Regions from separate parts of the Mus musculus genome. Here region 2 is linked to region 1. A link is a loop called in an ENCODE intact Hi-C map of the cell type or tissue named here. Cell type or tissue: gastrocnemius. All regions are shown on one strand. Each heading gives the region's core, and the rest is flanking DNA. Links, peaks and the distances in the headings are about the cores only. Region 1 has its middle 67 kb from the start of Gm51600. Region 2 has its middle 13 kb from the start of Gm51595.

Region 1 (15,810 bases), core at 3,631-7,630:
GGTGGAGGCGGAAAGATGATGGAGCCAGATGATTTATCTCTGAAAATCAGACTCCTGGAGAAATCTGAGTGGTGGAATTCTGAATTTATTGCCTGGTGCATAAGCTTATATACATTGTTTGAGGTAATCCCAAGTCCCTAAATTCTTGGCCAATTTTATCTAACCATACTGTCACCACCACCATATGCCCCCTGCCTGATAAGGTAATTCAGGAGGGGTGGAGGATCATTGTCACCCATTAGGTCTTGAGGTAGATAGAAGCAGTTATTACTCTGGCCTTGGTAACCTTTTGCTGACTCACTGATATTCTGGGAGCCATCTTAGATCTAATGATGTGTACAACATTCAGGACTCTTCAAGGAATGGCATCAGCTTGTGGCACCTCTCTCTCCATTCACTCTTTCCTTCTCAACATTGACTCCACAACTCCCACACATATTATATATTCTGACTACAGTTTCCCTTCTGTCTACTCCTTTCACTTCCCCCAATTTGTCCTCCAGTTCAGATTTACTCTTTTCTATCTCTCATTAGAAAACAAGCAGGCATCTAGTTGATAATAATGATTAACAGAGTATAATAAAATACAGTATAATATGATGATAAGATAAGGTGACACAAAAACTAATACATTAGAATTAGAAAAAAACACTGGAAGGAAAAGAGCCCAAGGGAAGTCAAAAAAGAACTCACTCATTTCACACTCAGACAACACTGACAAACAATAAATCAGTATCCATAATATATGTGGAAACTATCTATACATTAAAAGCAAAGAAGAAAACAAGTAAAAATAAAGATTTTTTAAATAAAAAATAAAATGCCTTGACACAACATAATGAGACAAGGCACCTCCAAAATATAGCTGTTCTTTTCTATTGGCTATCTATGCTAGCCAAGCACAGAAGAAAGGACATGCATGGTATGTACTCACTAATAAATGGACAATAGCCAAAAAAAAAAATTACAGAATACCCAAGATACAGTCTATAGAAATCAAAAAGGTCAACAAGCTGAAGGGCCCAGGTGAGGACACCTTAGTCCCACTTGGGAGGGAGAAGAAAGCAACCACAAGTGGGGAGGGAGGGAGGGACCTGGGAGGGAAAGTAGATGGGGGTAGAGGAAGAGGGGAACCTGAGCTGGTACTGGGTGAGGGAAAAAGGACTGAAGCGGGTTAGCAGAAAGAATAGAAACAGGCAACCTCAGGAAGTAGGAGGTTGGGAAGTACCAGAATGTATCAGAGACCTGGGAGGTACAAGACCCTGACAGTAGGGAGAGGGAACTTATAGAGCCCACCTCCATCAGTAAGACAGAGCATCAAGTGAGGGATGGGGTTTCTATCCCATAGTCAAATCTCTGACCCATAATTGTTCCTGTCTGAAAGAATTGCAGGGAAGGAAATGGAGAGGAGTCTGAAGAAAAGGTCAAGTGACAGGCCCAAAGTAGCATCCAGCTCAAGGGGATGTCCCAAGGCCCGACACTGTTACTGAGTCTATGGAGTATTCACATAAAAGGACCTATTATGACCACACTCTGAAAGACCCAAGTAGCTGTAAAAGTCAGATACATATTTGCACCTAACAAATGGACAGAAGCTGCTAACCCCTGTGTTTGAATTAGTGAAAGGCTGGTAGAAGCTGAGGAGGAGGGCAACCCTGTAGGAGGACCAGCAGTCTAAATTAATCTGAACCCCTGAGATCTCTCAAACACTGGACCACCAACCAGGCAGCACACACCAGCTTATGTGAGACCCCCCTCACATATACTACAGAGGACTGCCTGGTCTGGGTTCATTCAGAGAAGATGCACCTAACCCTCAAAAGACTGGAGGCCCCAGGGAGTTTAGAAGTCTGGTTGAGTTAAAGATGAGTGATAGGCACAGGTCAGTTGGGAGGAGGTGTGGGAGGTGGAACAGTCAAAGGTTGGCTGGGGAGAGGGGGTGAGGGAAATAAAATCTGGAGTGTAAATAAATAAATAAACAAATAAAAGTTTTTTTTTTTAAAGAGTACTTTACTTCTACACTGAGACTCCCTTAGAGGGAACTAAATGTTTATTTGCAAATAGTTACCAATTGACAATCACTTCTGGGCTAGGCAAGGATGCATATGTTCACTTCTCTTTTCATCGCTGATCCTCATCTAGTACAGAACCTTGAAGGCTCTGGGCATGCTACCTCCATCTCTGTGGGTTCATAGGTTGGCCTATCATATTGATTTAAAAAACCATGCTTGTGTGGTATCCTTCACCCACCTGGCTATTATATGCTTTCTGCCACCTCTTTCATTGGGTTCCCTGAGCCTTGAGGCCAGGGATTTGATGAGGACATCTCTTTCAGAAATGTGTGTTACAAGGTCACAAATTCATTGTGCAGTGTCTGACTGTGGGTCTCTGTATTTATTCCTGTACCCTTCAGGTGAAAATTACCCTGATTTTGGCTAAGAAAGCACAAATATATGAGTATAGAAAAATGTCATTAAAAGTCATTTTGTTCCTATTTTTTATTACTTTTGTTCAGAATACTACTCTTTTATTTTATCCTAGGTCCATAAGCTATCTAGTCTCAAGTTCTTGGTCACTCAAGCCATGTTGAAATGGAATAACCTTGTAGGGTGGGCCTTCACTAAGATATTTTTTACTTCTACAAGCTTTGTGCTGACATATCTTGACATGAGGACAGTAATATAGATTTAAGGATTCATGGCTGGGTTTGAATTTACATTTATCCTTTGGGATCATGTCTAGTCTCTTCCTGTACCCAAAACTCTACCATGTAGGTGAAAATACTCTATTTAATCACCAGTTCAACTTCTTCATGTTTAATGAATTGTGTAGATTACTTCTTTCAGCAAAGGAGCCTGGGTATCAGCTTGTGGAGCACAATCTATTGTCTTGGCAACAATTTGGGATGTTTGGGGGTGGAGGGAGGTCCCATGGAACCACTTTAGACAAATCAATTAGATATAACCCAATCAAGATACTGAAAGCTTCCTTTGGAGACAAGGGATGGCCAGTGAGAGCTGTATCCTCCAGTGTTTGGCACATGATTTTAAGTACTATTCATATATGTATATACTTTAGCATACTTCTACTGTATTAAACTTCAATACTAACCTGAAATAGCTTTGAATTTCAGCTACCCTCCCTATATTCCCTCTCTCACCCTCTTCTAGACATGATCCTCCCATTCCAGCCCAACTCCCAGCCATACCTAACTATTTTATTTATTTCTTACCTCCCTACTCCCAATGCCATACATATTACATATCCTCTGTGGTTCTACTGGTTGTAACTTGGTTGTCATTGACTTACTAGCTCATGTCCACATGTAATTAAATACTTACCATACTTGTCTTTTTGATCCTGTCACTGAGTATGATGTTTTCTAGCTACATCCAATTAGATGGGAATACATGATTTCATTTTTCTTAAGGGGCTGAGTAATAATGCATTGTGAAAATGTACATTTTCTTTATCCATCTTGTGATATGCATATGGGTAGTTTGTAAGTTCTGCCTACTATGACTAGAAAGGCAATGAACATGATTAAGCAAGTATATCTTGAGGTAGATTTATTTGCAGCTTCCTGAGGGACTGTCACAGTGATCTCCATAGTGGCTGTACAAGTATGTACTCCCCTTACTCCACATCCTCCCCAGTAAAGTTGTCACTTGTTTTATTTATCTTAGCTATTCTTATGGGTGTAAGATTAAATTTCAAAATAGCTTAGATTTGCATTTCCCTGACAACTAAGGATATTGAACATTTCAAGCGTTTCTCAGCCATTTGAGTTTCCTCTTGTGAGAATTCTCTGATTAGATCTTTACCCCATTGTTTATTGGATGACTTATTTTCTTAATATATGCTTTTATAAGTTCTTCATATAATTTAGATATTAGCCCTCCCTAAGATGTGTGGTTGGTAAAACTTTTTTTCCTATTCCATAAGAAATTGCTTTGCTTAAGGACTCTGAAGGGCTTCTAGAGATCAATTTATTATTGATTACAGTGACTGTGCTAACAGTGTTTCCTTATGCCAATGAATTCCAGGCTAGTCCCCTCTTTCTCCTATATCAGGTTCAGTGTATCTGTTTTTATGTTGCAGTTTTTGAACCATCTAATCTTAAGTCTTGTGAAAGATGGTAAATATAGATCTATTTGGATTCACTACACACCACTATCCTGTTTGACTAACACCGTTCAATTGAGAATGTGTCTTTTTTTTCCCCCGTAGGGAATATTTCAGACTTCATTATCAAAACATAGGTATCCATACATATGTGGATTTACATATGACTTATCAATTTGATCTCTTTGATCAATGTATCAATGTATCTGGTAATATAGCTTAAAATAAAGTATTGTGATAACTCCAAAAGTTATTTTATTATTGAGGATGGATTTTTCTTTCCTGTTGTTGTTTTTGGTAGAATGGTTGGTTGGTTGGTTTTAGTCTTCATTTTCATTTATTTTGTTTCATTTTGTCTGTTTAATTTTGGCTGGTGTGTGTGTGTGTGTGTGTGTGTGTGTGTGTGTACTCGTACGAAGATGAAAATTATTCTACCAAGATCTGGAGAGAGATTTATGAGAATTTTATGGATAGTGTTTGAATTGCTGTTGCTAGGTTAGCCATTTTTACTATATTAATCCAACAATCTATGAACAGAAAAAATTCTTCCCAACTTCTGATATCTTCTTCACTTTCTTTCTTCAATATCCTAAATTTTTTTTTATACAATTCTTTCACTTTTTTAGAGTTATCCCAAGATATTTTAAGATTACTTGAGGCAATTGTGAAAAGTGTTGTTTTCTTGATTTCTTTCTCAGTCTGTTTCTTATTTGTATACAGGAGGGCTGCTAAATTTTCTGTTAATTTATATACTGCTGAAAGTGTATTTCAGTTGTAGGACTCTTGTAGTGGAATTTTCAAGGTTTTATATATATATATACACACTACTATGTTGTCTACCATCAAAAAATGTATGTTCTTCTTTCTCTCCAAACTTGCTTTGAGATTCTCCCCATTTCAGTTGATGGTAGCGATGAGCTTTTTGTAAACTGCTGCTATTATGTTGAGGTGTGTCCATTTTAAGTCTAATCTTTCTAAGAATTTTATCAGGAAGTAGTTTTTGATGTTGATAAAGGACTCTGCTGATTCTAGGAAGATGATCATGTGTTTTTTGTCTTTCAGTTTGTTTATATGGTAGATTATGTTTATTACATTACAATTTTGAACCATCTCTTTATCTGTGGTATGAAATCAACTTGAGCATGGTTTACAATGTTTTTTATGTGTCTTTGAATTAGATTTTTGGGTGTTTTACTGAAAACAGTATACATCTGTGCTCATCAGGGAAAATTGGTCTGTAATTCTCTTTCTCTTAGTTTTTATGCAATTTAGGTATCAGGCTAAATGTGGCCTCATAAAAAGAAGTGAGCAATGTGTCTTCTGTTTCTGTTTTGTTGAGAAATTTGAGGCATTATGGAATGAGCTCCTCTTTGAAAGTCCAGTGGAATTCTGCAATTAAACTACATGGCTCTGAAGAGTTTTTGATTGGGAGTCTTTTAATTAGTACTTATTTTTAAATATGGGTTATAGGCCTGTATACATTTCTTATCTGATTTTGATTTAACTTTAGTAGGTGGTGTGCATGGAGAACATTAACCATTTCTTTTTAGATATTCCAATTTGATGGAATACAGGTTTTTAAATTATGTCCTTATAATTATCTATTTTTTTGATGTCAAAGGTTAAGCTCTCTGTTTCATCTCTAATTTTATTACTTTAGCTAATCTGTTTCCAACTCTTAGCTAACTTAGATAAGAGTTTGTCAATCTTTTTGAATTTCTCAAAATATTTGCCAACACTTTACATCATTGGTTCTTTATATTTTTGTGGTTTGTGTGTGAGTGTGTTTGTTGTTGTTCTTTCTAGCCTGTTTATTTTAGCCCTCTATTTACTATTATTTTATTGTTATCTACTTTTAATCTTGATTTCTTCTTTTGGTTCCAGAGCTTTCAGGTGTGATGTTAAATTACTAGCGTGGGATCTCTCTCTTCCTCTCTCTCTCTCTCTCTCTCTCTCTCTCTCTCTCTCTCTCTCACACACACACACACACACACACACACACACACACACACACACACACACACACACACTCCCCCTCACTCTATGTAGGCATGAATGCTGAGAGCATGCCTCATAAAACTACCTTCATCGTGACCCATAGGTTTGGGTATGCTGTGTATCATATACATTTAATTCTTCAAAGTCTTCAATTTATTAAGTTCTACCTTTACCTGATTTTATTCAGTAGTGAATTGTTCAGTTTTCATGAGTTTGTAATCTTTCCATTGATGTTTTATTCTTGCTATCCAGCTTTAATCCATGGTCATCTGATAAGATGGAGGTTATTATTTTAATTTTGTTCTATGTGTTGACACTTGCTTTATGTTTGATTATGTGGTCAATTTGGAGAGTCCTCTACAAGGTGCTAAGAAGGTATGCTATAGTGGTGAAGGGACCAAAGTGTGCTGCAAATATATGTTATGTCCATGTGATTTATAGCATCAGTTAGCTCCAGAGTTTCTCTGATTAGTTTTTGTCTGGGTGACCTGTATATTGGCAAGAGTGGGATATTGAAGCATTGCACTATTAGTGGTTGAGGCTCACTATGTAATTTATTTATGTTACTGTAGTATTTATTTCATGAACTTTCTTTTACTTATGCTTGGTTCATACATACTAAGAATTGTCATGTCTTCTTGGTAGTTTTTTTTTTTTTTTTTCCTTCGATGAGTATTTAATGTCCTTCTCTACCTCTTCTGATTGTATTTGGTTTTAGGTCTATTTTGTCAAATATTACAATGGCTACTCTAACTTACTTCTTAAATTCTTTTCTTGGAATGTCTATTTATATCTTTGGTACTATTAATATTAAGTTGTGCTTCTTGGATGTAGCAAAAGGGTGGATCTTGCTTTTATATTCATTCTGTTAGTCTGTGTCTTTTTATTGAGAAATTGAGATCACTGATATTGAAAATAATCTCAATGAGCAGTGTTAGTTAAGTATTCTTATTTTGTTTTATGGTGATGGTAATGGTAGTAATGGTGTTGGTGGCATTAAGTGTGTGTGTGTGTGTGTGTGTGTGTGTGTGTGTGTGTGTGTTTCTCCTCCTCTGATTTGATGGTTGGGGATTATCTATTCCTTGCATTTTCTTGGATGTGGTTAACTTCTTTGGGTTGAAGTTTTTCTTCTAAGACTTTTGTAAGGCTGAATTTTTAGATAGATAGGTGGATAGATAAATAGATAGATAGATAGATAGATAGATAGATGGATGGATGGATGGATGGATGGATGGATAGATAGATAGATAGATAGATAGATAGATAGATAGATAGATAGATAGATAGATATTTTGGTAAATAGTATGCTAGGCTGGCAACTATGGTCTCTTAGAACCTATAGATCCTCTGTCCAGGACTTTCTGGCTTTTTGTGTCTCCACTGAAATGTCATGTTTTATTCTAATTGGTCTGCCTTAATATTTTATTTCAGTGGCTTGTTGGGTCTTTCAGAGGGCAGTCATGATAGACCGCTTTTTTTGTGAGCACTCCATACCCTCAGTGATAGTGTCAGGCCTTGGGGCCTCCCCTTGAGCTGGATCCCACTTTGGGCCTGTCACTGGACCTTGCTTTCCTCAGGCTTCTCTCTATTTCTGTCCCTGCAGTTCTTACAGACAAGAACAATTAGGAGTCAAGAGTTTTGATTATGGAATGACACTTGATCTTCCTCACTTGGTGCCCTGTCTTTCTGCTGGAGGAGGGCTTTACAAGTTCCCTCTCCTCACTGTAGGGCATTTCATCTAAAGTCCCTCCCTTTGAGTCCTGAAATTCTCTCACCTCTTTTTTAAACACAGCAAAGGAATCCAGAGATCTCCCTCTTTCTATGCACAGACAATAAGCTAGCTCAGATCCACCTCCTGAGTCCCAGGGTCAGAGCCCTCCCTGGAGGCCAATTCTCCTCTGGGAGGGAAGGTCTCCAGGTGACTGTATCCCAGCTATGTATCACTCCTGGCTGAGGATGAAGGCCCGAAGGGACCCTGTCCAAGAAACTTTGCTGCTTCTGATGCCCATTTGCTCTCCTAAGTAGATTTGTCTCAGTGATCCCAAGATCCTACGTGCGCTAGGGCCTGCCGAGATTGTGCCCAAAGTGGCTTGGTGCTAGCACTGTCCAGAATGAACCCCAGCCAATGGTAGGGTGGGTTTTCTTTGTCCCTGTTCCTGCTGGCAAAAAACCCTATGGGTTTTTGCACTCCACTCACCAATGATCTCAAGATCCTGGGTGTGCTAGGGTGCCTATGGTGTGGAGAGTCCTCTGGGGACCTTTGGACCCTCTGCAGAGTTCGAACCCAAGATCCTGAACACTGTTTTTCATTTTATACTTTAAAATTTTAATTTGACCATATTTTTGCTGCATTATTGCTGGGCATATAGCTGTCTGCATTCCCTAAAACATAGTGGGTAGGAGCAAAGTACATTCTTTTTTTTTTTTTTTGTGCAGATGTACAAGGACAGTTTTACATGAGAAAAATTTGAGCAGTAATATATGACCTATATTTCACATCAGTTTTTTATTGGAGAAGATATCAAAGACTTTAAAAGATAATTTAGGATTTTTTTCCTTTTCACTGTGTCCAAATTAGTTTCAAAGACAATATAATGTTCCTTTCAGTTAGCAAAGTTTGAAAAAAAAATACTTTTAACTGAGTGTTCATTAAAGTCTAATCTGAACATTGAAGTTCATACTATAGGTCAGGAAAAACATCTACAACTTTTGAAAATGATTACAGATAGGATTAGATCTATTTCTCACTTAGTCTTACATCATTGTTATCCCCTCTCAAGGATTCTAAACACATGAATGATGACTTCTATTAACTATCATCCATCTTGCTTTCGTTCCTCTGTCTATTATTTATGCAGGGATATTATGACTCACCCAGACTGATTACATCCTCAGATAGAGTTCTGAATAAAGTAACAATTTTTAAATCAGGTCTTTTCTGATCAGCAAACTATTTTATATAGAGAGAATTTTCTCAAATCTTAATATGAGATATGTTTATCTTTGTGTTGCCAAGCACAAAGCACTGCCCAACTCTAGGATATATATCTCAATATTATTTAGGAGCATTATGAATCTAGAGTGTACAGCTCAAAAACATGAATATTCCCTAGTCATTTAAACATTAGGCAAGCAGACATTGGACAAAATAAAATCAACTGCATGTTTAAATGGGAAATAGTAAGCTGAATGAAAACACAAACTTAATAGAGAAAGTTCTTCTAACACTAGCAAGTAAACCCCGCTGTGCCTGCTGGTACCTGCTGCTTCCCATTGCTGCAAGAGCTGAGAAAATAGAAAAAAACCAACAACTACACTCAGTACTTAAATTCCAGAACAAAAACCCTCCATCAGAGTGTCTACAGCCTGAAATTTCAGGTTTATCACAGGTTTTGAACTATAATCTTTAAGCTTTGCAAGTCTCACCATTAAACCTTAAGAATTTAAGTCAAGAGGCCCCAGACATCCACCACTTTCCTGGACAGAGGAAAGGGGTCCACCCGGCACGGGAGCGTTTGCCTGTGCATCAGCAGCAGACATCTTGGTTCCAGGACCCCGCCGAGTGTATTCTGAACAGGTAAGAGTATGGAATACAGAAGCTAAAAGATTCTGGGAAAGGCAGGAGCCACAGAGCTTCTAAGGCAGCCCCCTTTTCGGGCCCCAGACAGCGGGCCACTTTCCCGGCCAGAGGATAGGGATTCGCCCGGCCCAGGAGCGCTTTGCCTGAGCATCGGCTGCAGACATCTTGGTTCCAGCCCTCCTCCGAGAATATTCTGCACAGGTGAGAGTGTAGAATACAGAAGCTAACAGCTTCTGGGACAGGCCAAAGCAACTCAGCTTTGGGACAGGTCCTGTTTTGGGCCTTCGTCTTCGGACAGGAGGGAGGTCCTAAGGCCAGATATCTGTATACCTTTCCTGTAAGAGGAGAGCTTGCCTGCAGAGAGTGCTCTGACCACTGAGACTCAGAGGAGAGATCTAGTCGCACAGGTCTACTGATAGAGGCTAACAGAATCACCTGAGGAACAAGCTCTAACCAGAGACAACTATAACAACTAGCTCCAGAGAATACCAGATGGCGAAAGGCAAACATAAGAATCCTACTAACAGAAATCAAGACCACTCACCAACATCAGAATGCAGCACTCCCACCCCACCTAGTCCTGTGTACCCCAACACAACAGAAAAGCTAGACCTGGATCTAAAAGCATATCTCATGATGATGGTAGAGGACATCAAGAAGGACTTTAATAACTCACTTAAAGAAATATAGGAGAACACTGCTAAAGAGTTAGAAGTCCTTAAAGAAAAACAGGAAAGCACATCCAAACAGGTGATGGAAATGAACAAAACCATACTAGACCTAAAAAGGGAAGTAGACACAATAAAGAAAACCCAAAGTGAAGCAATGCTGGAGATAAAAACCCTAGCAAAGAAATCTGGAACCATAGATGTGAGCATCAGCAACAGAATACAAGAGATGGAAGAGAGAATCTCAGGTGCAGAAGATTCCATAGAGAACATTGGCACAACAATCAAAGAAAATACAAAACCCAAAAGGATCCTAATTCAAAACATCCAGGAAATACAGGACACAATGAGACCAAACCTATGGATAATAGGAGTTGATGAGAATGAAGATTTTCAACTTAAAGGGCCAGCAAATATTTTCAACAAAATTATAGAAGAAAACATCCCAAACCCAAAGGAAGAGATCCCCATGAACATAAAAGAAGCCTACAGAACTCCAAATAGACTAGACCAAAAAAGAAATTCCTCCCAACACATAATAATCAGAACAACAAATGCAATAAATAAAGATAGAATATTAAAAGCAGTAAGGGAGAAAGGTCAAGTAACATATAAAGGCAGGCCTATCAGAATTACACCAGACATTTCACCAGAGACTATGAAAGCCAGAACAGCCTGGCCAGATGTTTTACAGACACTAAGAGAACACAAATGCCAGCCAAGGCTACTATACGGGGCCAAACTCTCAATTACCATTGATGGAGAAACCAAAGTATTCCATGACAAAACCAAATTCACACATTATCTTTCCACGAATCTAGCTCTTCAAAGGATGATAACAGAAAAAAACCAATAAAAGGATGGAAATCATACCCTAGAAAAAGCAAGAAAGCAATCCCTCAACAAACCTAAAACAAGACAGCCACAAGAACAGAATGCCAACTCTAACAACAAAAATAAAAGGAAGCAACAATTATTTTTCCCTAATATCTCTTAATAACAATGGACTCAATTCCCCCCCAAAAAAAGACATAGACTAACAGACTGGCTACACAAACAGGACCCAACATTCTGCTGCTTACAGGAAACCCATCTCAGGGAAAAAGACAGACACTACCTCAGAGTGAAAGGCTGGAAAACAATTTTCCAAGCAAATTGTCTGAAGAAACAAGCTGGAGTATCCATTCTAACATTGGATAAAATCGAATTCCAACCCAAAGTTATCAAAAAAGACAAGAAGGGACACTTCATACTCATCAAAGGTAAAATCCTCCAGGAGGAACTCTCAATTCTGAATATCTATGCTCCAAATGCAAGGGCAGCCACATTCACTAAATACATTTTAGTAAAGGTCAAAGTACACATTGCACCTCACACAATAATAGTGGGTGACTTCAACACACCACTTTCACCAATGGAAAGATCACGGGACCTTCTCCAAAATTGACCATATAATTGGTCACAAAACAGGCCTCAAAAGGTACAAAAATATTGAAATTGTCCCATGCATCCTATCAGACCACCATGGACTAAGGCTGATCTTCAAAAACAACATAAAGAATGGAAAGCCAACATTCACGTGGAAACTGAACAACACTCTTCTCAATGATACCTTGGTCAAGGAAGGAATAAAGAAAGAAATTAAAGAATTTTACAGATTAATGAAAATGAAGCCACAACGTACCCAAACCTATGGGACACAATGAAAGCATTTCTAAGAGGGAAACTCACAGCTCTGAGTGCCTCCAAAAAGAAACTGGAGAGAGCACACACTAGCAGCTTGACAACACATCTAAAAGCTCTAGAAAAAAAGGAAGAAAATTCACCCAAAAGGAGTAGAAAACAGGAAATAATCAAACTCAGGGGTTAAATCAACCAAGTGGAAATAAGAACTATTCAAAGAATTAACCAAACGCAGAGTTGGTTCTTTGAGAAAATCAACAAGATAGATAAACACTTAGTTAGACTCACTAGTGGGTACATGGACAACATCCTAATTAACAAAATCAGAAATGAAAAGGGAGACATAACAACAGATCCTGAAGAAATCCAAAACACCATCAGATCCTCCTACAAAAGGCTATACTCAACAAAAATGGACAACCTGGACGAAATGGACAAATTTCTAGACAGATACTAGGTACCAAAGTTAAATCAGGATCACGTTAACGATCTAAACAGTGCCATATCCCCTAAAGAAATAGAAGCAGTTATTAATAGTCTCCCAGCCAAAAAAAGCCCAGGACCAGATGGATTTAGTACAGAGTTCTACCAGACTTTCAAAGAAGATCTAATTCCAGTTCTGCACAAACTATTCCATGAAATAGAAGTAGAAGGAACTCTACCCAACTCATTCTATGAAGCCACAATTACTCTGATACTTAAGCCACAGAAAGATCCAACAAAGATAGAGAACTTCAGACCAATTTCCCTTATGAATATAGATGCAAAAATCCTCAATAAAATTCTCGCTAACCGAATCCAAGAACACATTAAAGCAATCATCCATTCTGACCAAGTAGGTTTTATTCCAGGGATGCAGGGTTGGTTTAATATACGGAAATCCATCAACGCAATCCATTATATAAACAAACTCAAAGACAAAAAGCACATGATCATCTAGTTAAATGCGAAAAAAGCATTCAACAAGATCCAACACCCATTCATGAAAAAAGTCTTGGAAAGATCAGGAATTCAAGGCCCATACATAACCATGATAAAAGCAATCTACAGCAACATAACCATGATAAAAGCAATCTACAGCAAACCAGTAGCCAACATCAAAGTAAGTGGTGAGAAGCTTGAAGCAATTCCACTAAAATCAGGGACTAGACAAGGCTGTCCACTCTCTCCATACCTATTCAACATTGTACTTTAAGTCCTAGCCAGAGCAATTCAACAACAAAAGGAGATCAGGGGGATACAAATTGGAAAAGAGGAAGTCAAAATATCACTTTTTGCAGATGATATGATAGTATATATAAGTCACCCTAAAAATTCCACCAGAGAACTCCTAAACCTGATAAACAGCTTCGGTGAAGTAGCTGGATATAAAATTAACTCAAACAAGTCAATGGCCTTTCTCTACACAAAGAATAAACAGTCTGAGAAGGAAATTAGGGAAGCAACACCCTTCTCAATAGTCACAAATATTATAAAATATCTTGGTGTGACTCTATCTAAGGAAGTGAAAGATCTGTATGATAAAAACTTCAAGTCTCTGAAGAAAGAAATTAAAGAAGATCTCAGAAGATGGAAAGATCTCCCTTGCTCATGGATTGGCAGGATCAACATTATAAAAATGGCTATCTTGCCAAAAGCAATCTACACATTCAATGCAATCCCCATCAAAATTCCAAATCAATTCTTCAATGAATTAGAAAGAGTAATCTGCAAATTCATCTGGAATAACAAAAAACCTAGGATAGCAAAAACTCTTCTCAAGGATAAAAGAACCTCTGGTGGAATCACCATGCCTGACCTAAAACTTTACTACAGAGCAATTGTGATAAAAACTGCATGGTACTGGTATAGTGACAGACAAGTAGACCAATGGAATAGAATTGAAGACCCAAAAGTGAACCCACACAACTATGGTCACTTGATCTTCAACAAGGGAGTTAAAACCATCCAGTGGAAGAAAGACAGCATTTTCAACAAATGGTGCTTTCACAACTAGTTGTTATCATTTAGAAGAATGTGAATCGATCCATTACTATCTCCTTGTACTAAGGCAAAATCTAAGTGGACCAAGGAACTTCACATAAAACTAGAGACACTGAAACTTATAGAGGAGAAAGTTGGGAAAAGCCTTGAAGATATGGGCACAGGGGAAAAATTCCTGAATAGAACAGCAATGGCTTGGGCTGTATATCGAGAATTGACAAATGGGATCTCATGAAACTGCAAAGCTTCTACAAGGCAAAAGACACCGACATTAAGACAAAAAGACCACCAACAGATTGGGAAAAGATCTTTACCTATCCAAAATCAGATAGGGCATTAATATCCTTTATATATATAAAGAACTCAAGAGGGTGGACTCCAGAAAATCAAAAAACTCCATTAAAAAGTGGGGCTCAGAACTGAACAAAGAATTCTCACCTGAGAAATACAGAACGGCAGAGGAGCACCTGAAAAAATGTCCAACATCCTTAATCATCAGGTAAATGCAACTCAAAACAACCCTGAGATTCCACCTCACAACAGTCAGAATGGCTAAGATCAAAAATTCAGGTGACAGCAGATGCTGGCGAGGTTGTGGAGAAAGAGGAACACTCCTCCATTGTTGGTGGGATTGCAAGCTTGTACAACCACTCTGGAAATCAGTCTGACAGTTCATCAGAAAACTGGATATAGTACTATCAGAGGATCCCTCAGTACCTCTCCTGGGCATATATCCAGAAGATGTCCCAACCGGTATGAAGGACACATGCTCCACTATGTTCATAGCAGCCTTATTTATAATAGCCAGAAGCTCGAAAGAACCCAGATGCCCCTCAACAGAGGGATGGATACAGAAAATGTGGTACATTTACACAATGGAGTACTACTCAGCTATTAAAAAGAATGAATTTATGAAATTCCTAGGCAAATGGATTGACCTGGAGGGCATCATCCTGAGTGAGGTAACACAATCACAAAGGAACTCACACAATATGTACTCACTGATAAGTGGATATTAGCCCAAAACTTAGGATACCCAAGATATAAGATACAATTTGCTAAACACATGAAACTCAAGAAAAATGAAGACTGAAGTGTGGACACTATGCCCCTCCTTAGAAGTGGGAACAAAACAACCATGGAAGGAGTTACAGAGACAAAGTTTGGAGCTGTGACAAAGGGATGGACCATCTAGAGACTGCCATATCCAGGGATCGACCCCATAATAAGCTTCCAAACGCTGACACTGTTGCATACACTACCAAGATTTTGCTGAAAGGAGCCAGATATAGCTGTCTCTTTTGAGACTATGCTGGGGCCTAGCAAACACAGAAGTGGATGCTCACAGTCAGCTAATGGATGGATCACAGGGCTCCCAATGGAGGAGCTAGAGAAAGTACCCAAGGAGCTAAAGGGATCTGCAACCCTATAGGTGGAACAACATTATGAACTAACCAATACCCCTGAGATCTTGACTCTAGCTGCATATGTATCAAAAGATGGCCTAGTCGGCCATCACTGGAAAGAGAGGCCCATTGGACACACAAACTTAAATGCCCCAGTACAGGGGAATGCCAGGGTCAAAAAAATGGGAATGGGTGGGTAGGGAAGTGGGGGGGGGGAGGGTATGGGGGACTTTTGGGAAAGCATTGGAAATGTAATTGAAGAAAATACGTAATAATAAAAATAAAATGTTTAATTAAAGGAGAAAACAGAAAAAAAAAGAATTTAATGTCAGGAAATGTTTCTCTTAGAATCCCTTTGAATTCTGTC
Region 2 (15,810 bases), core at 4,743-8,742, 130 kb after region 1:
CTCAGTTGCAGGTTTTCTGGTGGTGGAAATCATCTGGGGTTCACCTTTTATAGAAGCACTTTCTGTAGTCCTTCAGGGCCTTGGCCATGAGAGGAGCAGGTCTTTTAGCAGGGCCCTTTTTGGTGCCTCTTTCTCCAAGGAGAAGGCAGGAAGCCCTCTGGGCTGGAGGATGGGCAGGAGCCTCAGGAAGACTGTGCATATTTTGGGCAGAGGCAGCCCCAGTGGGTCCTGGCTGTCCTTGTTGGCTGGGGCTCTTGAGCTCGGTGATGAAGGAGACCATCATCGTCTGTCTGGGTTGAGGCCTCTTGGCTCTTGTGCTTTGGAGGCGGCCTATGACAGTTTGCATCCTCTCCCAATGGGACCCCTGAAGCTGCAGGACAATGGGGGCCTCAGGCTGGCTGTAGGATTCCTTGCACCTGTGGCCCTGGGGCCAGGACTTCTCTTCTGGCTGCCCAAGCCCAACTTTGTCCTTGCCAGCTTGGCAGTGAGCACCATCTCTGTTACCAGTGCTCTTCTGCTGGGGTCCTGCTGCAGGCCTGCAACCTGAATAGACTTGGGTTCTGTGCTGCTTCCTGAGCTCCCACATCCAAGCAGAGGCTTCTTGATCTTGCTGGGAGGAAAATGTCTCCTGGGCAAGATCCCATTCCAACCAGGCTTGGCTCCTGGAAGGAGTCTCTGGAATGGTGCTGGCAGCAATGGGACTCAGATCCATGGAGCTTCCAGACTCATCTCGAGGCACCTTTGCAGGAGGACTCTGGGCCTCGGCTGGACACGGGGGTTCCCACCTCTGCCTCTTGCCCCGTGGCTGCTCCGAAGAGGAAGGAGAGCAGCACTCCCAATTGAGGCAAGCCCAGGAGGAACCAGCTCCAGGGGCTTCCTCCTGCTCCCAGTTGCCTGGTGGCTGGCACTTTCTGTGCCCACCAAACACAAGCCCAGTGGGCTCCTGTGGCCCAGCCCCTGGCTTTCTGGAGAGGGGCTTGGCCCCTTCCTGCTGCCAAGGCTCCTCCAGGCTCGCCCTGGACATTCCTAGGTGCATCAGGTTCTGGACATCTTGCTGCAGCTCAGGGCTCCAGTTTTCTCCTGGATGCGGGCTTCGAATGTGAGGTGCCCTACGGTTGGACCTTTGGTGCGATTTTCGGCTCTGGCTTAGGCAAGAGCTGCTGCCTGGGCAGCAGCTGCAAAGCCCAAGGAAAACCTCTTTCCCATGTCCGCGGACTTCCTGGGATGCTTGCTCCTGGGGCTTCTCTTCTGGGGAGGTGCTCCGGCCCTCCGTTGTGAGGCCCTTCTCCAAGTCAAAGTCCTGCCGGGCCTGCTCAGGGTGGGGTCCAAGCAGGAACCCAGTGGACCACTGGGCCACTAAGTCCTTTACAAAGGGCACGAGGAGCTGCTGTTTCTTCAAGGACTTGATGGTTTCTCTGAAGCCAATCTCTGCAAGGCAGTCACACAGAGAAGGAAGAGAAGACATTTTCTTCAGCGTTTTGTAGATCTTTCCTGGGTCGGTCTCCTGGCAAAGGCGATCCAGCAGCTTCTGCAGAACACCTGCCTCGGAGCTAGTCTCCATGACCACTCCCGAGGACAGGGCTGGATTCTCTAGGTTCGATCTGCACGCCAGACTCACCTTGTGACCTGCCTCTAGTCCGGTGTGTGCTCTCCTGAGCAGAGAGAGAACACCTACAGACAGAAGCTCACAGCTTAGAAGCCCTTGCCTCTGTCAGGCATCCCCTTTTATAACTGCCACTAACAGGTGGGACCTCACCCATGCCCAGTCTCAAGATGGCTGTCACACACAGGCATGGAAGCCACGCCCAGTCGCCAAATCTCAAGGTTTCCTGTAGGCCTCCAAACAAAGACCTGATGGAAAAAATTTACATATCTATCTATCTATCAATCTATCTATCTATGTAAATGAAATAAAGCAATCAACCAACCAAAAGCAAAACCACAACCAGCACCAACACCAACACCAACACCAACACCAACACCAACACCAACACCAAAACCAACTAAGTAAACCAACAAACAAAACAGGATGGAATCTGTTCTCCTCATACATTTCCTCATACTGCAAAATGGCGACCCGGCCATGTGACCTCCACCCACTGAACCTCCTTAGGGCAAATTCCTTTCCTTTGTAGGAAAACTTATTGGAGGCACCTGTTTGCTGCAAGCCTCTTGCTGCTTCTTCCCACAACCTTGTAGCCAATGGAAGTCCACACAGGTGCATAGAACCAGGTGCACAGCCACACCTTTGTATTTCAGGGTTGTAGATGGGATTCTGTGCCTCTGTGTCTAGGGTTATCTGCACCTTGCCTTGAATTCATCCTCTTTGGACCTTTGCCTGCTTCTCTGGCTCATGCCTTCTCTCTTTTTCTCACTATCAATATTTTATCTCTCTTTTCTCTCTCTCCTTTACACACTATGTGTGATTACCCAATACTCACTATACAATTGGTGGGTATACTGCTGGTTTTCCCCTTGGCTTTTGCTGACACCAACACGTGTCATTGCTTGCATCCCTAGGACTCTCTAAAGCATGCTTTAAGTTTAAGTGCCAATCCATCTGAGCTCTTACCCTAAGGAGAGACAATGTCTGGGAACCTTGTTTCAGTTTTGTTCTCGATGCTATAGGCAAGTTATTTCTTTCTTTCTCTCTCTCTCTCTCTCTTTCTCTCTCTCTCTCTCTCTCTCTCTCTCTCTCTCTCTCTCTCTCTCTCTCTCTCTCTGCCTCTCTGTACTCATGTAACTTTCCTTTTCTTCATTACACACATACAAATATTAGTACCACACACACACATGAACACACACACAGACACATACCCATAAAAACACACACACACATGAGTGCATGCATGCACACACATACACCTGCACACTCCACCCACTCCTACACACACACACAGGCACACACACACACACACACACACACACACACACACACAAACTGCCTTGATTCCTACTGGTTTGTGGGCACTGATGTCAAGTCTACTGCCAGACTTCCAGAAACATATTGATGTGCCTACTTTTCTTTGTGACTCTAGGTATCTGTTCTTCCATCTCTGATCCTACGTGTATCTTTGCAAAACTGTCAGCAGACAGACTGTTAGTCTCTTTGTCCAACTGCTAAACTGTATCTATGTCCATGGGTATTAATCCTTCCCAAGTAATGTAGAGATAAACCCACAAAGTTGATTGGGGGAGAGATATTGATTTATTTTTGAAGATGTTTTGAGAATTGACATGGGACAAAAGTTAAGGTGTGGAAAACTCTGTAAAGAAGTCCAGTGAGAATGCCAAGATTAGCTGCTGGGAAGTCTGCCCGGAGCCCTAAACCCAGGGTGTACCATGTGGCAGTCCCTGGAGGGAAGCGCCTGTGTGTCCAGTCAATCCAAGTCTCAGTTGCAGGTTTTCTGGTGGTGGAAATCATCTGGGGTTCACCTTTTATAGAAGCACTTTCTGTAGTCCTTCAGGGCCTTGGCCATGAGAGGAGCAGGTCTTTTAGCAGGGCCCTTTTTGGTGCCTCTTTCTCCAAGGAGAAGGCAGGAAGCCCTCTGGGCTGGAGGATGGGCAGGAGCCTCAGGAAGACTGTGCATATTTTGGGCAGAGGCAGCCCCAGTGGGTCCTGGCTGTCCTTGTTGGCTGGGGCTCTTGAGCTCGGTGATGAAGGAGACCATCATCGTCTGTCTGGGTTGAGGCCTCTTGGCTCTTGTGCTTTGGAGGCGGCCTATGACAGTTTGCAGCCTCTCCTCTTGGGACCCCTGAAGCTGCAGGACTCTGGGGGCCTCAGGCTGGCTGTAGGATTCCTTGCACCTGTGGCCCTGGGGCCAGGACTTCTCTTCTGGCTGCCCAAGCCCAACTTTGTCCTTGCCAGCCTGGCAGTGAGCACCATCTCTTGTTCCAGTGCTCTTCTGCTGGGGTCCTGCTGCAGGCCTGCAACCTGAATAGACTTGGGTTCTGTGCTGCTTCCTGAGCTCCCACCCCCAAGCTGAGTCTTCTTGATCCTGCTGAGAGGAAAATGTCTCCTGGGCAAGATCCCATTCCAACCAGGCTTGGCTACTGGAGGGAGTCTCTGGAATGATGCTGGCAGCAATGGGACTTTCCTTTGATGAGTATTTAGTATCCTTCCCTACCTCTTCTGATTGTGTTTTGTTTTAGGTCTATTTTGTCAAATATTAAAATGGCTACTCCAACTTACTTCTTAAATTATTTTCCTGGAATGTCTATTTAAACCTTTGGTACTATTAATATGAAGTTGTGCTTCTTGGATGTAACAAAAGTGTGAATCTGCTTTTATATTCATTCTGTTAGTCTGTGTCTTTTTATTGGGAAATTGAGATCACTGACATTGAAAATTATCTTAATGAGCAGTGTTAGTTAAGTACTTTTATTTTGTTTTATGGTGATGGTAATGATAGTAATGGTGTTGATGGCATTAAGTGTGTGTGTGTGTGTGTGTGTGTGTGTGTGTGTGTGTGTGTGTTTCTCCTCCTTTGATTTGATGGTTGGGGAGTATCTATTCCTTGAATTTTCTTGGATGTGGTTAACTTCTTTGGGTTGATGTTTTTCTTCTAAGACTTTCTTCTAAGGCTGAATTTTTAGATAGATAGATAGATAGATAGATAGATAGATAGATAGATAGATAGATAGATAGATAGATGATAGATAGATAGATACATAGATACATACATACATACATACATACATACATACATACATACATACATACATACTTTAGTAGATAGTATGCTGGGCTGACAACTATGGTCTCTTAGAATCTACAGATCCTATGTCTAGGTCTTTCTGGCTTTTTGTGTCTCCAATGAAATGTCATGTTTTATTCTAATTGGTCTGCCTGAATATTTTATTTCAGCAGCTTGTTGGGTCTTTCAGAGGGCAGTCATGTTAGAAACCTTTTTGTGAGCACTCCATACCCTCAGTGATAGTGTCAAGCCTTGGGGCCTCCCCTTGAACTTGATCCCACTTCGGGCCTGTCACTGGACCTTATTTTCCTCAGGCTTCTCTCTATTTCTGTCCCTGCAGTTCTTTCAGACAAGAACAATTAGGTGTCAAGAGTTTTGACTGTTGAATGACACTTGATCTTCCCCACTTGGTGCCCTGTCTTTCTGCTGGAGGAGGGCTTTACAAGTTCCCTCTCCTCACTGTAGGGCATTTCATCTAAAGGCCCTCCCTATGAGTCCTGAAAGTCTCTCACCTCTTTTTTAAACACAGCAAAGGAATCCAGAGAGCTGCCTCTTTCTAAGCACAGACAATAGCTAGCTGTGTGGGATCTGACTCTGATATAAACATCCCATCACAATTGGGGCTAAATTCACTCCTCCCCAGGCCGAACTAGAACTCAGAAATCTGCCTGCCATTGTATCTGACAAGCTGACTCATTAGTGCAGTTCCCTTGTTTTTTTTTTTTTACATGTGTGAAGTCCCTCATGCAATTCATATTGCAAACTTATATTTTGCATAGCAAATAAATTATATGTTCATGAACCCATGTTTTAAGAGTGCTTTCCCATATCTTTATGGGCTGTACTAATGGTCACAGCATTTACCATTTTTCTAGGGAACACTTGACACACCCTCAGTTCCTGAACTTTTGCTGCTTCTAATTATCATGGTGTCATTAACTTTGGTGGGGGCAAATTCCCTTACAGCCTTGGCAGCAAGAACATCTCCCAAAGACGGGACATAAATTAATTATTTACATTATTAAACAAACAATCCCCACACCCACACCAACCTTCAGTACTCATGAAGGCCCAAGTCATGCCAGCTCTGCTCTAGGGGCAACAAACTGTGTCATGCCTTCCTTTCTACAGCCATGCAGAACTTGACAGTTAACATCATTTTTTTGCTATTTTTTTCTGCAGCACATGACCCACTGTTTAAGAATCTGTGATTGATAAAGTTTCCTCTCTGGGATTTGGAATATGTTTACTTACATAAATTCCAGATTTCCACACTATTATTCAACTACAAATTTTCTTTCAAACTAATTTATTTTTGCACTCCATATACCATTCCCTTCCCCCCATCCATAATTCAGTGGCTCCACATCCCACACCTCCTCCCTACAGCCCCTGTCTCCATATGGATGCCCTCACCCCCACCACACCTGACCTATAAACTCCCTGGGGCTTCCAGTCTCTTGAGAGTTAGGTGCATCATCTCTGAATGAACACAGACCCCGAAGTCCTTTACTGTATGTGTGTTGGGGGGCCTCATATCAGCTGGTGTATTCTGTATCTTTGGTGGTACAGTGTTTGAGAGATCTCAGGGGTTCAGATTAATTGAGACTGCTGGTCTTCCTACAGGGTCACCCTTCTCCTCTGCTTCTATTACCCTTCCATAATTCAACAACAGGGGTCAGCTGCTTTGGACCGTTGGTTGGGGGAAAATACTTGCATCTGACTCTTTCAGCTGTTTGTTGGGTCTTTCAGAGGGAAGTCATGATAGGTCCCTTTTTGTGAGTGCTCCATACCCTCAGAAACAGTGTCAGGCTTTGGGACCTCCCCTTGACCTGGATCCCATTTTGGGTCTGTCACTGGACCTTCTTTTCCTCAGACTCCTCCCCATTTCCATCTTGCAATTCTTTCATAAAGAAACAATTATGGGTCAGAGATATGACTGTGGAATGGCAACCCCATTCTTCACTTGATACCCAGTCTTCCTGCTGGAGGTGGGCTCTATAAGTTCCCTCTCCCTACTGTCAGGCATTTCATCTAAGGTCCCCCCCCCCTTTGATTCCTGAGATTCTCTTGCCTCCCAGGTCTCTGGTACATTCTGGAAGCCCACTCACTCACCCACCCACCCTTTGCCCAACTTCCTATTTACTGAGGTGGCCTGTTTCTATTTTCTCAGCTGGCCCTCAGGGATTCAATCATTTTTCCTCATCCAATACCAGATCAGCTTCCACACCCACCTTGTCCACTTTCCCTCCTAGGTCTCTCCCTCCTTCCCCACTTGTAGTTGCTTTCTTCTCTCTCCCAAGTGGAACTGAAGCATCCTCACTTGGAGATTTCAGCTTTTTAACCTTTCCCAAGATACAGTCCACAGAACTCAACTACTAATTTAAAATCCAGTAAGACACTCAAAGATGAATCTCCTTTCTACAAGAAATTCTTTTCCTTCAAATTCCCTCTGAACACCATTTTTTAAACAATTTTTATTAGATATTTTCTTCATTCACATTTCAAATGCTATCCTGAAAGTCCCCTATACACTCCACCCGCCCTGCTCCCCAACCCCCCCACTCCCACTTCATGGACCTGGAATTCCCCTTTACTAGGGCATATAACCTTTGCCAGACCAATGGCCTCTCCTCCCAATGAGGGCCGACTAGGGCATCTTCTGATACATATGCAGCTAGAGACATGAGCTCTGGTGGTACTGGTTAGTTCATATTGTTGTTCCTCCTATAGCGTTGCAGACACCTTCAGTTTCTTGCGTATATTCTCTAGCTCTTCCACTGGGGCCCTGTGTTCCATCCAATAGATGACTGTGAGCATCCACTTCTGTATTTTCCAGGCACTGGCATAGCATCACAAGAGAATGCTCTTTAAGGCCTGTCAGCAAAACTTGCTGGCATATGCAATAGTGTCTGGGTTTGGTGGCTGATTTTGGTATGAATCTCTGGGTGGGGTAGTCTATGGATGGTCCTTCCTTCCACCTCAGCTCCAAGCTTTGTCTCTGTAACTCCTTCCATGTGTATTTTGTTCCCCATTCTAAGGAGGAACAAAGTATCTACACTTCGGTCTTCCTTTTTTTTTTTTTTTTTTTTTTTTGATTTTCATGTTTTTTTGCAAATTGTATCTTGGGTATTGTAAGTTTCTGGGCTAATATCCAGTTATCAATGAGTGCATATAATGTGAGTTCTTCTGTGATTCAGTTACCTTACTTAGGATGATATCCTCCAGATGCATTCATTTGCCTAAGAATTTCACAAGTTAATTGTTTTTAATAGCTGAACAGTACTACATTGTGTAAATGTACCATACTTTCTGTATCCATTCCTCTGTTGAGGAACATCTGGGTTCTTTCCACCTCTTGGCTATTATAAATATGGCTGCTTTGAACATAGTGGAGCATGTGTCCTTATAACAAGTTGAAACATCTTTTGGATATATGCCCAAGAGAGGTATTGCTGGATCTTCCTGTAGTACAATGTCCAATTTTCTGAGGAATCACCAGACTCTTTTCCAGAGTGGTTGTACCAGCTTGAAATCCCACCAGCAATGGAGGAGTAATCCTTTTTTTCTACATCCTTTCCAGCATCTGCTGTCACCTAATTTTTGATCTTAGCCATTCTGACTGGTATGAGGTGAAATCGCAGGGTTGTTCTGATATGCATTTCCCTGATGACTAAAGATGTTGAACATTTTTTCAGGTGCTTCTCAGCCATTTGGTATTCTTCAGTTGAGAATTCCTTGTTTAGCTCTGTACCTCATTTTATTTTTAATGGGCTTATTTAATTTTCTGGAGTCCATCTTCTTGAGTTTTTTTTTTTTTTTTTGTATATATTGGATGTTAGTCTGCTATCAAATTTAGGATAGGTAAAAATTCTTTCCCAATCTGTTGGTGGCCTTTTGTCTAATTGACTGTGTCTTTTGCCTTACAGAAGCTTTGCAATTTTATGAGGTCCCATTTGTCAATTCTCGATCTTACAGCACAAGCCATTGCTGTTCTGTTCAGGAATTTTCCCCCTGTGCCCATATCTTCAAGGCTTTTCCCCCACTTTCTCCTCTATAAGTTTCAGTGTCTCTGGTTTTATATGGAGTTTTTGATACACTTAGACTTGAGCTTTGTACAAGGAGATAAGAATGGATTAATTCTTCTACATAATAACTGCCAGTTGTGCCAGCACCATTTGTTGAAAATGCTGTCTTTTTTCCATTTGATGGTTTTTTCTCCCTTGTCAAAGATTAAGTGACCATAGGTGTGTGAGTTCCTTTCTGGGTCTTCAGTTCTATTCGATTGATTAACCTGTCTGTTACTGTACCAGTACCATGCAGTTTTTATCACAATTGTTCTGTAGTACAGCTTGAGGTTAGGCATGGTGTTTCCACCAGAGGTTCTGGTTTTTTTTGTTGTTGTTGTTGTTTTTTGTTTTTGTTTTTGTTTTTGTTTTTTTTTTTTGGTTTTTCGAAACAGGGTTTCTCTATAGTTCTGGCTGTCCGGGAACTCACTTTGTAGACCAGGCTGCCTCGAAATCAGAAATCCACCTGCCTCTACCTCCCAAGTGCTGGGATTAAAGCTTGCGCCACCATCCCAGCGGTTCTGTTATTTTTGAGAACAGTTTTTGCTTTTCTAGGTTTTTTGTTATTCCAGATGATTTTGCAAATTGCCCTTTCTAACTAGGTGGGTGAAGAATTGAGTTGGAATTTTGATGTGGGTTGCATTGAATCTGTAGATTGCTTTTGGCAAGATAGCCATTTTTACTCTATTAATCCTGACAATCCTTGAGCATGGGAGATCTTTCCATCTTCTGAGATCTTCTTCAATTTCCTTCTTCAGAGATTTGATGTTCTTATCATTCAGATGTTTCACTTCCTTAATTAGAATCACACTCAGGTATTTTACATTATTTGTGAGTATTGTGAAGGGTGTTGTCTCCCTAATTTCTTTCTCAGACTGTTTAAACTTTGTGTAGATAAATGCTTCAGATTTGTTTGTGTTAATTTTATATCCAGCTACTGCATTGAACCTGTTTATTATATTTAGGAGTTCTCTGGTGGAATTTTTAGGGTCACTATCATATCAATTGCAAATCGTTGTAGTTTTACTTCTTCCTTTCCAATTTGTATCCCCTTGATCTCCTTTTGTTGTGTAATTTCTCTGGCTAGGACTTCAAGTACTATATTGAATAGTTAGGGAGAAAGTGGGCAGCCTTGTCTATTCCCTGATTTTAGTGGGATTGCATCAAGTTTATCTCCATTTAGTTTGATGTTGGCTACTAGCTGAGAATCAGCATCTATCGAGATGATCATGTGGTTTTTGTCTTTGGGTTTGTTTATACAGTGGATTGTGTTGATGGATTTCCATATATTAAACCATCCTTGCATCCCTGGAATGAAGCCTACTTGATGATGATGGATAATCATTTTATGTGTTCTTGGATTCGGTTTGCAAGGATTTTATTGAGTATTTTTGCACCAATATTCATAAGGGAAATTGGTCTAAAGTTCTCTCACTTTTTTTTGTTTGTTTTTTTATGGGATTTAGGTATCAGAGTAATTGTGGCTTTATAGAATGAATTGGTTAGAGTACCTTCTGTTTCAATTTTGTGGATTAGATTGAGGAGAATTGGAAGTAGGTCTTCTTTGAAGGTCTGAAAAAACTCTGCACTAAACCCATCTGGTCTTGGATTTTTTACTTTGGGAGACTATTAAGGACCGCTTCTATTTCTTTAGGGGGAAATGAGACTGTTTGAATCTTTAATCTGATCCTGGTTTAACCTTGGCACCTCATATCTGTCTAGGAAATTGTTCATTTCATACAGGTTTTCTAGTTTTGTTGAGTATAGCCTTTTGTAGTAGGATCTGATGATGTTTTGGATTTCTTCAGGTTCTGCTGTTATGTCTCCTCTTTCATTTCTGATTTTGTTAATTAGCATAATGTCACTGTGCCCTCTAGTTAGTCGGACTAAGGGTTTATATAACCTGTTGATTTTCTCAAAGAACCAGCTCATGGTTTGCTTGATTTTTTTTATAGTTCTATTTGTTTCCACTTGGTTGATTTCATCCCTAGGTTTTATTATTACCTGCTGTCTACTCCTACTGGGTGAATTTGCTTCCTTTTGTTCTAGAGCTCTTAGGAATGCTGTCATACTGCTGCTGTATGCTCTCTCTAGTTTCTTTATGGTGACACTCAGAGATATGAGTTTTACTGTTAGTAATGCTTTCATTGTGTCCAATAAGTTTGGGTATGTTGTGGCTTTATTTTCTTTAAACTCTAAAAAGTCTTTAATTTCCTTGTTTATTTCTTCCTTGACTAAGTTATCACTGAGTACAGTATTGTTCAGCTTCCATATATATGTTGGCTTTCTAGTATTTATGTTGTTATTGAATATCAGCCTTAGTCCATGGCAATCTGATAGGATGCATGGAATAATTTGAATAATTTTGTATCTGTTGAGGACGGTTTTGTGGCCAATTATATGGTCAGTTTTGGAGAGGGTACCATGAGGCGCTGAGAAGAAGGTATATCGTTTTATTTTAGGATAAAGTGTTCTGTAGGTATCTGTTAAATCCATTTCTTTAATAACTTCTGTTAGTTTCACTGTGTCCCTGTTTAGTTTCTGTTTCCACAATCTGTCCATTGGTGAAAGTGTTGGTGTTGGAAAATTGTTTTCCAGCCTTTCACTCTGAGGTAGTATCTGTTATTGTCCCTGAGGTAGGTTTCCTGTATGCAGCAAAATGTTGGGTCCTGTTTACATAGCCAGTCTATTAGTTGATGTCTTTTCATTGGGGAAATAAGTCCATTTATATTGAGAGATATTAAGGAAAAGTAATTGTTGCTTCCTTTTATTTTTGTTGTTAGAGTTGGGATTCTGTTCTTGCAGATCTTTTTTAGGTTTGTTGAAGTATTACTTTCTTGCTTGCTCTATGGCATTATTTTCCCTCATTGCGTTGTAGTTTTCCCTTTTTATCCTTTGAAGGGTTGAATTCAGGGAAAGATATTGTGTCAAATTGGTTTTGTCATGGAATACCCTGGTTTCTCCACATATGGTAATTGAGAGTTTGGCTGGGTATAGTAGCCTGGCCTGGCATTTGTGTTCTCTTAGTGTCTGTATAACATCTGGCCAGGAACTTCAGGCTTTCAAGTCTCTGGTGAGAAGTCTGATGTAATACTAATAGATCTGCCTTCATATGTTCCTTGATCTTTTTTCTGTACTGCTTTTAATATTCTGTCTTTATTTAGTGCATTTGTTGTTCTGATTACTACAAGTCAGAAAATTTTTTTCTGGTCCACTCTATTTGGAGTTCTGTAGGCTTCTTGTATGTTCATGGGCATCTCTTTCTTTGGGTTAGGGAAGTTTTCTTCTAAAATTTTGTTGAAGATATTTACTGGCCCTTTAAGTTGAAAATCTTCATTCTCATCTACACCTATTATCCTTAGGTTTGGTCTTCTCATTGTGTCCTGGATTTCCTGGATGTTTTTAGTTATGATCTTTTTGCATTTTTCCATTGTCTTTGATTGTTGTTCCCATGTATTCTGTGGAATCTTTTGCACCTGAGATTTTCTCTTCCATCTCTTGTATTCTGTTGCTGATGCTCTCATCTCTGTTTGCTGATTGCTTTCCTAGGGTTTCTATCTCCAGAGTTACCAATGGAATAGATTTGAAGACCCAGAGATGAACCCACACACCTATGGTCACTTGATTTTTGACAAGGGAGCAAAAACTGCCCATGGAAAAAAGACAGCATTTTCAACAAATGGTGCTGGCAAAACTGGCAGTTATCATGTAGAAGAATTCAAATTGATCCATTCCTATCTCCTTGGACTAAGGCCAAATCTAAGTGGATCAAGGAACTCCACATAAAACCAGAGACACTGGAAGTTATAGAGGAGAAAGTAGGGAAAAGCCTCTAAGATATGAGTACAGGGGAAAAGTTCCTGAATAGAACAGCAATGGCTTGTGCAGTAAGATCGAGAATCGATGAATGGGACCTCATGAAGTTGCAAAGCTTCTGCAAGGCAAAAGACACAGTCAACAAGACAAAAAGACCATCAACAGATTGGGAAAGAATCGTTACCTATCCTAAATCAGATAGGGGACTAATATCCAATATATATAAAGAACCTAAGACGGTGGGATCCAGAAAATCAAATAACCCCATTAAAAATGGGGATCAGAGCTGAACAAAGAATTCTCACCTGAGGGATACTGAATGGCAAAGAAGCACCTGAAAAAATGTTCAACATCCTTAATCATCAGGGAAATACAAACCAAAACAACCCTAAGATTCCACCTCACACCAGTCAGAATGTGTAAGATCAAAAATTCAGGTGACAGCAGATGCTGGTGAGGATGTGGAGAAAGAGGAACACTCCTCCATTGTTGGTGGGATTGCAGAACCCAGATGCCCCTCAACAGAGGAATGGATACAGAAAATGTGGTACATTTACACAATGGTGTACTACTCAGCTATTAAAAAGAATGAATTTATGAAATTCCTAGGCAAATGGATGGACGTGGAGGGCATCATCCAGAGTGAGGAAACACAATCACAAAGGAACTCTCACAATATGTACTTACTGATAAGTGGATATTAGCCCAGAAACTTAGGATACCCAAGATACAAGATACAATTGCTCAGCACATGAAACTCAAGAAGAATGAAGACCAAGTGTGGACACGTTTCCCCTTCTTAAAACTGGGGACAAAACACCCATGGAAGGAGTTACAGAGACAGTGTCTGGAGCTGTGATGAAAGGATGGACCATCAAGAGACTGCCATATCCGGGGATCCATCTCATAATCAGCTTCCAAATACTGACACCATTGCACACACTAGCAAGATTTTGCTGAAAGGACTCAGATATAGCTCTCTTTTGTGAGACTATGCCGGGGCCTAGCAAACACAGAAGTGGATACTCACAGTCAGCTATTGGATGGATCACAGGGCCCCCAATGGAGGAGCTAGAGAAAGTACCGAAGGAGCTAAAGGTATCTGCAACCCTATAGGTGGAACAACATTATGAACTAACCAGTACCCCTGAGCTCTTGACTCTAGCTGCATATGTATCAGAAGATGGCCTAGTCGGCCATCACTGGAAAGAGAGACCCATTGGACTTGCAAACTTTATATGCCCCAGTACAGGGAAATGCCAGGGCCAAAAAGTGGGAGTGGGTGGGTTGGGAAGTGGGGAAGAGGGTATGGGGGATTTTAGGGATAGCATTGGAAATGTAAATGAGGAAAATACCTAATAAAAATTATAAAAAATTATCAATTTATGTTTTTTCTTGTCATTAAAATAATGTTGAGAGGTAGGTAACTTTTTTAAGAATTTGCATAGATATCCTACATAAAACAGCACCACCTGTGTTCTTCATACAATTTTTACGAACAGATTTTTGTTTAAAGGAGATATTTTATATCATTATTTTCTGTTTTTGAAATATAAGGCATTTTATAAAATGATCTTTAACATGTATTTCTCACTTAGTCTTACATCATTGTTATCTCCTCTCAAGGATTCTAAACACATGAATGAAGAGTTCTATCAACTCTCATCCATCTTGCTTTTGCTCCTCTGTCTATTTTTTTATGCAGGGATATTATGATTCACCCAGACTGATTACATACTCAAATAGAATAAAGTAACAATTTTAAAATAAGCTCTCTTCTGATCAGCAAACTATTTTATATAAAGAGAATTTTCTCAAATCTTAACATGAGATATGTTTATCTTTGTGTTGCCAAGGACAAAGCACTGCCCAACTCTAGTATATGTATCTCAATATTATTTAGGAGCATTATGAATATAGAGTGTACAGAATCTCAAAGACATAAATATTCCCTAGTCATTTAAACATTAGGCAAGCAGACATTGGACAAAATAACATCAATTACATGTTTAAATGGGAAATAGTAAGCTGAATGAAAACACAATCTTAATAGAGAAAGTTCTTCTAACACTAGCAAGTACTCCCTGCTGTGCATTCTGGTGCCTGCTACCTCCCATTGCTGCAAGAGCTGAAAATATAGAAAAAACCTACAACTGCACTCAGAACTTAAATTCCAGAACAAAAGCCCTCCATCAGAGTGTCTACAGCCTGTAATTTCAGGTTTATCACAGGAATTGAAATATACTCTTTAAGTTTTGCAAGTCTCACCACTAAACCTTAAGATTTTAAGGTCCGAAAATGTTTCTATTCGAATCCCCTTGAATTCTGTTTGAGTAGAGCAAAAGGACTCCTTTCTACAAATTAACAAGTATTTTACTAAATAAATAAATGCTATTATAGCTATTCTAACAGTAAATAAAACATATTTGGTGACTAGGGTAAATTTGAGGTTGTTACCAAGCTTAAAAATAATTAACAACAATTACAGTTTCAAGGTAACTAAATAAAGCAACAGAGTAAAATAAATACAAGGAACAATCAGCATTTTTATTTTGTTATTTTTATATCTGCAATTACATTTTTCCTTCCATTTCCTACTTCCACCATCTCCTATATGCCCTGTCTGAGCTCTCCTTCAAATTCATGGCCTCTTTTTCCACTAATTTTTACTACAGACATATATTTATGTTCATGTATACATGCATACAAAGACACACACAAACATACACACACACACACATACATAACACACACCTTAATATATCCTGTTCAGTCAATACAATGTTACTTGTATGCACTTTTATTTATAGTATCTTTGGGAAATAGAGTGTATAATTGTGATGTACAAGGAATCTTTAAATATCACTGTCTTAGTCAGGGATTCTATTCCTGCACAAACATCATGACCAAGAAGAAAGTTGGGGAGGAAAGGGTTTATTCAGCTTACACTTTCATGCTGCTGTTCATCACCAAGGAAAGTCAGGACTGGAACTCAAGCAGGTCAGGAGCTGATGCAGAGGCCATGGAGGGATGTTCCTTTCTGGCTTGCCTCTCCTGGCTTGCTCAGCCTGCTCTCTTATAGAACCCAAGACTACCAGCCCAGAGATGGTCCCACCCACAAGGGGCCTTTCCCCCTTGATCACTAATTGAGAAAATGCCTTACAACTGGATCTCATGGAGGCATTTCCTCAACTGAAGCTCCTTTCTCTGTAGTAACTCCAGCTGTGTCA

Evidence for each region. Peaks named below come from ENCODE experiments on the same cell type or tissue, not always from the same donor. Only the 100,000 strongest peaks of a DNase experiment are listed, where the experiment ranks them.
Region 2: it touches region 1 in a loop (8-fold over the local background); 19 of 42 quality-filtered maps call a loop at or near these places.

What each region holds. Positions count from the first base shown.
Region 1 is chr8:55,599,018-55,614,827 of GRCm38, reverse strand. No RefSeq gene overlaps it. Among named protein-coding and RNA genes, the nearest start is that of Gm51600, 67 kb to the right of the region's middle. In gastrocnemius, for the core only: no CTCF peak of the experiment used is centred there; no DNase peak of the experiment used is centred there.
Region 2 is chr8:55,467,456-55,483,265 of GRCm38, reverse strand. No RefSeq gene overlaps it. Among named protein-coding and RNA genes, the nearest start is that of Gm51595, 13 kb to the left of the region's middle. In gastrocnemius, for the core only: no CTCF peak of the experiment used is centred there; no DNase peak of the experiment used is centred there.